Linked DNA regions of Mus musculus: region 2 is linked to region 1. The links are chromatin contacts, found by Hi-C or POLR2A ChIA-PET in ENCODE. All regions are on one chromosome and are shown on one strand. The core of a region is the stretch at or near the end of the contact, and the rest is flanking DNA. Distances in the headings are between cores, read along the strand shown. Region 1 holds the start of Ripor1 (RHO family interacting cell polarization regulator 1). Region 2 holds the start of Nfatc3 (nuclear factor of activated T cells, cytoplasmic, calcineurin dependent 3).

The links. A loop is a pair of places that touch in the nucleus more often than their neighbours do. ChIA-PET counts read pairs that join two places held with the same protein, here RNA polymerase II (POLR2A).
Region 2: a map of v-Abl transformed pro-B cells shows a loop between it and region 1 (2.0-fold over the local background). The contact joins the promoter of Nfatc3 here to the promoter of Ripor1 in region 1. A Hi-C loop is called at or near these places in 1 of 37 maps with a recorded cell type or tissue (v-Abl transformed pro-B cells). POLR2A ChIA-PET finds 5 or more read pairs at or near these places in 1 of 5 experiments (embryonic stem cell).

The regions. Positions count from the first base shown.
Region 1 is chr8:105,603,895-105,608,522 of GRCm38, reverse strand. It overlaps Ripor1 (RHO family interacting cell polarization regulator 1), which reads right to left and starts at 3,294. Exons shown (of 22, transcript NM_001081241.2): 1 at 3,173-3,294.
Region 2 is chr8:106,056,784-106,061,272 of GRCm38, reverse strand. Nfatc3 (nuclear factor of activated T cells, cytoplasmic, calcineurin dependent 3) reads right to left here and starts at 1,683. Exons shown (of 10, transcript NM_010901.3): 1 at 1,280-1,683. The coding sequence starts at 1,382.

The sequences.
Region 1 (4,628 bases), core at 2,045-4,544:
ATGAATACTAATTTACCCAAGACTACACAGCTAGTAAGGAGCAGGGCCCAGATCCAAGCAGAGGCTTTCTGACCTAAGACCCTAAATCTTTCTATTTCGGAAAAATTCACAGCTACCTGCTGCCCCTAGAATAAAGACCTATGCTTCCTTCCCAGGTCCTTGTCCTCTTCTCTAGCAACTGTGACCCCTTCCTGTCACACTTAAGGTTCTTAGCATCTGAGCAGCAAAACCCATTCCTCCCATACCCTCTTTCCACTAGTGTGTGTGTGTGTGTGTGTGTGTGTGTGTGTGTGTGTTGTGTGTGTGTTGGTGTGTGTGTTGCTAGGTTCAGACTAAGACCTTAGGCAAGCACTCTACAACTCAGCTGCATCCCAGCCCCCCCCCCTTCTCTCTACCCTTAGCCTGCTTAACTCCCTCTCATTTTCTACTGTCCCCCTAACAACTTCTTCCAGGAAGCCTACCCTGAGTTGGTTCCCTCTTTTTGGCGCCTCTATAGCTTCCTCTCTCTGACCCTCAAGGCCACGTGGCTAGCTGTAGTTCTCCAGGTTCTATCTTCCCACCAGTCTATTAGCCTCTGAGTCCTGGGACCTACCTGCCTGCCCACTACACTCAATTCCTGGGCTCTCCACCAGCACCTAAGCATCTGAAAGAAGGAGGGAGCTGAGTTGGGGAGCTGGGCTGCTCAGTCTTTGAAACAGGATCCTGACCTGCTAGAACCCTGATTCCCTACCCAACTTAAGATTCTTCCCACTAGGGGGCGGGAGAGATGCCTCAGCGGTTAAGAACACTGACTGCTCCTCCAGAGATCCTGAGTTCAATTCCCAGCAACCATATGGTGGCTCACAACCATCTATAATGGCATCTGATGTCCTCTTCTGGTGTGTCTGAAGGCTGCTACAGTGGTAGTCATATATACAAAATAAATAATTTTTTTAAAAAAATTCTTCCCACTTCATGGGGCAGGCCTGCTCCCAGGGACAGAGACAGGATTGAGGTGTCCTGGGATTCTGATTGTTGTCATCTTTCATTTTCATCCTTCATTTTCTTTCCATGGCAACATCTCTGCTGCCATTTAACCTCTACATTCAGGAATCATGACAAGTGACACCAACCACCACCACCTCACCCCACTGCCATTAAATGGCCATAGAGAACGTACATCTGACTGCTCACTTCTGGGAGAGGCAGAATCTCCTTCCCTGTTGGACAGAAAGGGCTAACACCGCCTCCCCCGCCCCCCATCCTCACCCCTACCTGGAGCTAAGGGAGAGGAACTATCTCAACTGGTAGGTGCTGGCTGCTAAGAGAAGTCTCAGCTCCTGCCAACTCAGGTGAGTTCTGGAAACGATAAAGAATCAAGTCCCAAAGGTTATGAGGCGTGCAGCTCGACAGCGAATGGAATCTTAATTGCCTGCACGAACCCACTTTCCATAGACCTCCCGATCGTTCCTGTGTGCCAGGACAAAACCACCAGCATGGGGCGGAAAGTAAGACCAATAGTACTGTTCACCTAGCGCACACCACACTAGCTACAGCCTCTCCACGAGTCTCTAGGTCCAGCCCGACTCAGCTGTAGGGCTACAGTAGACTGAGGTAAACAGAAGCTATAAATAACCCAGGCAAAAGGGTGGCTGCAAGGGAGAAGGGGGTCGCGCGCAAAAGCCTGTCCCTGTCTCCATGGCAACTGCCCCAAACCTAGTTGCTGACGTCATCTGGCAGCCGCCAACCAGAACTGCCACTGAAAAGGGGAGGGGGGCCTGCTATGGCCTAAGACCCCCACCCCACCCCGGAACCGGGTGGAGACTACTTAGTGGCCTCACTTCCTGCCAGCCTCCTCCCTGGTCAGCTGGTCACATTCCCTGTCCCGCCGCGTTCTGGGAGCTGGACAGCCTCCCCCGGCTAGGTCTGGCTAGGTCGCGAGTCCCAGCGGTGGCGGATTGGGAACGCTCTGACTCACTCTCGCCCTCCTCGCCTGGTTTTCCACCTAGGCAGATCCTAGTCCAAACGCCTTGTGCGCTCCCCTCCCTCCCACCCAAACCCAGGCCCAGGGACTGCTCATCTCGCTCTGCTGCCCACAGGGCCCAGGACTGTGTGGGAGGTAGACGAGGGAGCCTTGGCAGTCCTTGTCCGGCTGTAGTGCTCCCAACCCCCACTGTCAATACTAGAGAGGTGGATAGTGAATTCTTGCTTCTTCCCAACCCAGCTGTGTGACCTTGAAAATGCTGCTAACCTCTCTGGCCCAGTATTTACATCTGCCAGATGGTCATACACCTTCTCAGAAGGCTGCATGTCAGTCGAATGTGCAGGTCCAAGACGCACGCAGCCACATAGACGGTGGCCAGGACACCGTTATTATTGTATTAGATTTTACACACGAGACCAGCCTGCACGCACATCAGAAATGATTTGGAAGGGCCGGTAAGAGAGGTCACACTCAGACTTAACTTAAGATAGGAGGACAGAGGGTCCTAAAAGCTGACATAGCCGGGGCTCTAGCCCTGGTTGAACAACCCCTTCCCCAAACCAGTTCTACAGGATGCTTAGTTCTGACTGTTTGCTGAGTCCCCATAGCAGCTTCCATTTCCAGGGACAGGGTCTGTCGACCGCCGCCAAAACGACCTTCTCCAGCTTCAGCTTCGGTTTGGGTGGAGAGTGTGGCCTCGGGCAAATTCAGTCTTCAGTCACCTCGGGCCTGGCCCCAAAGCAGCTTAGGTCGACCAGGGCCAGGAACACTAGCTAGCTCATCTAGGGGGTCTCCTGCACCCTGTCGCCCCGTTCCCATTCCCAGATCAGCCTCTGCCGCACCGCAGGCTCCAGGATAAAGCCAATCCCAGGCCCAGAAAGGCGTCTCAGGCTCGCCCTCGGGCCTGCCCACAGTGGAGCCCCGGGGCACTGCCGTGGCGGCCTGGGCGCGGAAGGGAAGGGAGGAGGCGGCGGGCGCGGCAGAGCCGGAGGCGGCGGCTTTTGTGGGGCGAAGCTGCGTTCTCCGTGCCCGGGGTGGGGGTGGGGGTGGGGAGAAAAGACACGGCGCGATCCGGGTCGCGAGAACGGGGTGAGGCGGGACCCGGTCGCAAGTCCGGGAGCCGATGGGCGGCGCGGGTGCAGGACGCACGGGATCCACAGCTCGCCCCTTCTCCCCGCCACGGCCTTAGGAAACGGCGCGGACACTCACATGGCTGCGCTGGGCTGCAAGGACCTCGCGCTGTCGGTACTCTCGGCGTTGCCCGGCCTGCTCGCGCTGCAGCTGCCGCTGTCGCCGCGGCCGGCGCCTGCCCCTCCCTCCTCTCCGCCGCCCCGCCCCGCCCCTCTGGGCCCCACCTCCTGCGCTCCCCTCCGGCTCCCGCACCCCGAAGGGGCGCCCACAGCTCGCTCCGCCTTCGCGAGTTACCCGGCAGAGTGGTCTGCCTACCGTGTCAACCAGCTTGTGGAAAGGGAGAGCGAAGGGAGAGCGAAGGTGTCTGCGGGAACCGGACAGCTTCCTGGGAACTGCATGCAGACCTTAAATCTGGGGTAGGGGGCGCTAGGGAACCCCTCCTACTTGCCTCTTACCCAGATCTCTGCAGCTCTAAAGACCTCAGGCTCCCTTCCTGTCACCATAAACAGGTTCTTGGAGCTGACACGGAAAGTTGGGGTGGTTGGAGGAAGTGCTTAGGGTCTGGAGAGGCTTAGATAAGGGAACCAGAATCTGGCCTAACCGTCGCACACCTTCTGGGTTGAAGTTCTGCCCCTCATCCCTTCCCACTTTTTCAGCCAGCCTCAGTTTCCCGCTGTAGGATCAGAGAGCCTTTTCGACAACGTCTTCCTTATAAATAGGGCTCATAGCTAGGCCAGGCAAGCGTGTAACCACTCAGCGGGTACTGCTTTCTGGGGAGTTACAGATTTTGTTTCTGGGATATAAGTGACTAACCTGGTAAGGTCTGGGTATGCGTACTGGGAACATACATTGGCCATGGGGGTCAAAGGCAAAAATGAGTTATGGTGTAACAGAGAGCTGGCCTGACCAACAAGCTGACTCCAATCCCCTACCCCTCCCATTATTAACCAGATGCTATTAGCTCTCTCCAACCCCCTGTCCCTATCCTCCACCTCTTGGCGTTCCTGTTTCCTGCAACATCTCATCTTTTGAGGTAGGTCAGGCATACTCAGGGGTGGTCTGATGGATTTTAAGAGGTGCCTGAATTTCTGAGCCTGACACTGATCCTGAGCGTAGGTCTCAACAACCCGATATGGTAGGATTCTGGAATACCAACATCTTCATCCCCCTAGGCTCTTTCCAGAGACACCCTCAGCCTCTTTCTCAACCCTCCAGGCTTTTCCCCCAGAACACTTGCTTGTTCCAGAGCCCTGGATGCCCTTGTGAATGCCCCCATCCCTTTCCCAGGATTTTTTTTTCTTTTAAACACAGGGTCTAACACTATGTAGCCCTGGCTGTTCTGGAACTCTCTCTGTAGAGCAGGCTGGCCTCAAACACCCAGAGATCACCCAGAGATCTACCTGCCTCTGCCTCCCAAGTGCTGGGATTAAAGGCATGCGCCACCACTGCCGGGCTCTTTTTTTTTATTTTTTATTTAATTTATTTAGTTTTATTTTATGTGCATTGGTGTTTTGCCTGCATGTATATCTGTGTG
Region 2 (4,489 bases), core at 434-2,933, 450 kb before region 1:
CTACCCAGTGAGTATCCACTAGTATCTTCGACATTAAGGCTGATTAAAATAATGCTAATGGGACTGGAAATGAATACAGTCAACTGGGTTTTTTGTTTTGTTTTGTTTTTTGTTTGTTTGGTTTTGGTTTTTTGAGACAGGGTTTCTCTGTGTAGCCCTGGCTGTCCTGGAACTCACTCTGAAATCCGCCTGCCTCGGCCTCCCGAGTGCTGGGATTAAAGGCGTGCGTCACCACGCCCCGGCTCTACAGTCAACTCTTAACTTTATATTTATTACGTTGAAAACAGTATACGAAGGCTGAAAAGGAACTAAAAGGTATTGTACCACCTAGAGATTCAATGCAACGCTGAGAAAACAATGTATTAGCCCTCACAATACTATGAAAAAATTTAAATAATTCACTTAATACTGGAAAGAATAAACATGAATACTCTTATCCATCTTCTTTTTCTAAGTTCTCTTGCATATGTAATAGGGAAGCTGAACTTAACGAACCACACTATTCCAAACCAGGTCACAGGAGAGAGTTAAGTCCCCAGTCATCATCCTGTTTCTATTTACTGACTGGTTTGACCCGCAAGCATTATGGTGTCCAGCTTTCCCAACTTATCTTTTAAAACATCTTCTGAGAAGAGCTTTTTTTTTTAAAATTATTAAAAAATGCCTTCTAGAACATTCTAGGAGAACTGTAATTTTAAAAGGCAACGTATCTTGTTTTTTTGTTTTTGTTTTTTAATCTCCAGAAACACTTTGCCCAAGCAAAACAACCCAGTTTTCAGAAAGGTCCGTTATAGTATACTTGAAACTAAGCGTGGATGGAATATAAATTTACACAAGTGGACACTAACTCGAACTCGCTCTTCTAGCAAAGTAGATTTTTTTTTAAAGTGGAATTTGAAAACACGCATCTTTCAAATAAAGAATTTTACAACTAGCCTAAAGACAGCGAAGTGCGCTTACACTTCTCGGAGACATTTCCTCTGCACCACGCTGGCACAGCTACGACAACCAGAAACCTCTTGGGGCTTTGGCCCCAACAACCTCTGCCTCCAAAGCCCGGGCGTCCGCCGGCCACTGGCCTCTCGGAGTCGAGTTCCCTACTAGTTCGCTCGCAGCCAAGACACTTCCACGTCGCCCCGAACCACACGCCTCCTTCTCCTCCTCAAATTAAATCGGGCTTTCCTCGCCACCCGCACGCACCAGGGGGACCGAGGGGAAGGCGAGCTGGCGGGAGCGCGGCGAGGGCACGCTCCACAGTCCCGGCCGGCCCGGCACCCACCTGCAGGCCGCGAGACCTGGGACACCGGCGCTGGTGCCCCGTCCTCGCCGAAGACGAGTTTGAAGTCGAGCTCGTCGTGGGCGCCACAGTTTGCAGTAGTCATCGGCGTGGCCCGGGGTGCAGCGCCTCCTCCTCAGGCGGCCGCGGCGGCTCCTCAGCGCCGCTTCATGCTGGGCCGCGCCGGCCAGGAGGTCGCGGCTCCACTGCAAACTTTCCGGGCGGGGCCCGCGAGGCCGAGCGTTCCGTTCCGACCTAGAAAGCTGGCCGAGCGCCCCGCCGCACCGGGAGCCGTCACCGCCGCCGGTCGAGGGTGCAGAAAAGCCACGGTCGCCTCAACCAAGGCTCCCCGCCCCCCACCCCCACAGTCGCCGCCACTGCCGCCACCGCCGCCGGCGCGCTCCCGCGCCCTGCAGCGCGCCCAGCCCCGCCCCTCGCCGCGCTCCCGCCCGACGGGGCAGCCCATAGGCCGCTGGCCCCGCTGACAGCCACGGGCCCCGCCTCCTCACCGACCTATCGCGTGAGTCCTCTGCGAGGAGGAAGTCACGTGAGCAAGAAGCGCCAGAGCCCTGCTCCCTCTCGGAAGTTGTAGTTAAAACTCTCTTTCTTCCGCAGTTTCTAAACCAAGACCAGGGTAGGGCCAATAGCGCTGTCTAATTAGATTGGGAACCCACGTAGGCCAATTGGAGACTATCTTTTTCCCCCTCATCGGGCGGAGCTCATGTCGAGGAAGTGGGTAGCAGAGCGCCAGGGTTATAGGTGTCCGGATATTTGGCCCCACAGAGGTACTTTTCACTTATAGCTGAGTTTAGAGTGGATACGTTCGTTAGACCACCTCAAAAGTTACCACTCATCCCCCGCATCCCTCCATACCAACTTCGATGGCGTAACTTGGAGAGGGCCAGGGATTGGTTCGAACTTTTGGGTAGGTTAGGGTGGAGCCGAAGAAAACCTTGCGAGACAAGTCTGGAGTCGATTCAGAGCCACCCTTCTGGGGTGGGGCCCCGTCTCAGTGGCTGTGCCTTTGTCCCCTCAAGCCGGCCCGGAGAGGATGCCATGCATTCTAGCTAGGCCTCACCTAAATCAGAGGGACCAGGTCTGGTCCTTGACGGAAGTTGAGCAGACACAGAGAAAAGTACCCTTCTTGGCCTCTGCATCTTAGTACATAACCGTGAGACTAAGGCATTGTGACACCCGAGCAAGGAAAGCCCACATATAGGAAGTGACGCTGTCAAAAAGAACCGGCTTTCAATCTTGGTTTCACCTCAAAGAGTCTGCCTTCCCCGGTGAGACATGAGATGGCCCAAGACACCATCCCTTGGAGTCTGGGGACTCAGTCTTGTTTACTTAGCGCATGATTAAGAGAAGGAGTTGGGAGAAGCCAGTGACCACCTCCTCCACGACAGCAAGTCTGATACTACTCACAAAAGCCCCTGGGAGAATGGAGCAAGCACAAGCTCCTTGCAAAGATCTCTGCATCTCAGTGATTCCTGGGCTACTAAGTGAGCCTCAGGGGGACCCCGGCTAAGCCTAGGGTCAGAAGAGCAAGGAATGTTCTGAGCTCGTGAGCCATTCATCTTGGACTGGTTTATTCCTGCTCAGGGCTTTACCAGTACTTATGAGGGACACAGAGATACAGAGATAGTCTCCCATCAGGGTTGAGAGAGAGAGGAATAGCAAATATATAATTACTGTGCAAAGAGATTAGAGCTGTGATAGGAGCTCTGAGGACATTGAACACCCACCCACACGCTACAGGAGTAGTAGAAACTGGAGATCCAAGCAAAAGACGAGCAAAGCTTGTTCCATGGAAGGACCAATGATCAGAAACCAAAGGTGATGCTGTATGAGTGGGCATGGTCACTGGGTGATGCTAAGCTGGAGACTATAATAGTCACTTCTCTATAGAACACTTGGCTAAGGGCATTCAGATCAGCAGGAAGAGGAGGCAGTCAGACTTAATGGCACATGGCTGGAGTGCCAGCACTCACATGGCAGAGGCCAAGATCAGGAGCTCATCATCTCCTCCTCCTCCTCCTTCTTCTTCTTCTTTTTTTTTCCTGAAACAGAGTTTCTCTGTGTAGTCCAGGCTGTCCTGGAACTCATTCTGTAGACCAGGCTGGCCTCGAACTCAGAAATCCACCTGCCTCTGCCTCCCGAGTGCTGGGATTAAAGGCGTGTGCCACCATGCTCGGGCCCCCATCATCATCTTACATAGTGAGTGTGAGGACAGCTTAGGGACAGGAGATCCTTCCTTAAAACAAAAAGTGAAGGACTTAACCTATTAAGTGGGTAAAAAAAAAAAAAAAAAAACTTCACAACAAGCTATCCTGTCTTCAGATGGGCTAACTTAGAAAGCTTGAATTGGAAACTAGGAGACCAAAGGCTACATCCCACCTGCAGCCGAGACAGACTATAGGCTTACCAACTAGTTCCCACGGTCCCGTTTTCCTATAAGGTCCCCAACATTTAGCCAGCTTACTTCCCCGTTCCCATAAAACTTAAAGCAACTTCAGCTCCAGTCTGTAGATGCATGCTTGTAATTTAGATTGAGATCGAGGACCCAGTCTCCCACCCCTCCCCAGGTATGACTTCACCTGAAACAGGTGAATTGCGCTAAAGTAGAGGCCGCAGAGCTGGCGAGATAGCAGAGCTGGAGAGCCCGAGCATTTGCTGTTCTTCCAGAGGATCTGGATCTGGTTCCCAGCACTGACATGGTGACTCACAACCATCTGTAACTCCCAGGGTGTCTGGTGCTGCCTTCTGGCTTTACAGGCACAAGGCACACATATAGTACACATATATACAAGTAGACAAAACATTCATGTGCATAAAGTCAGATAAATCTTTTAAAAAAATAAAAATATAAATCTGACCAGGGATGCAGAATGTAGACCATGGTCTGTCAATTCCTAAACTTCATAAGGGACCACAGAAAAATCCACCATTTATTAAATGTTCAGCATCTTTTTTCCCCCAGACATTGAGTGCTGGAGACTATCTAGAAAAGGGCCAGGCTGCAGGAAAGGCTTCTGGTTTAGGTGTTAAAGGCTCAGCAGAGGAAAGAACCAGTTGTAGGAAATGAGTTACTATTTTGGTAAGAAAGGCAGCATGGACTGTGTTGGGCAAGAGGAAGGGAAGGGGAGAGGGAAGGAGGAAGAAAGAGAGACAAGGAAGAACTCAGCAACTAGATGCCTATAGGCCATGAAGGTC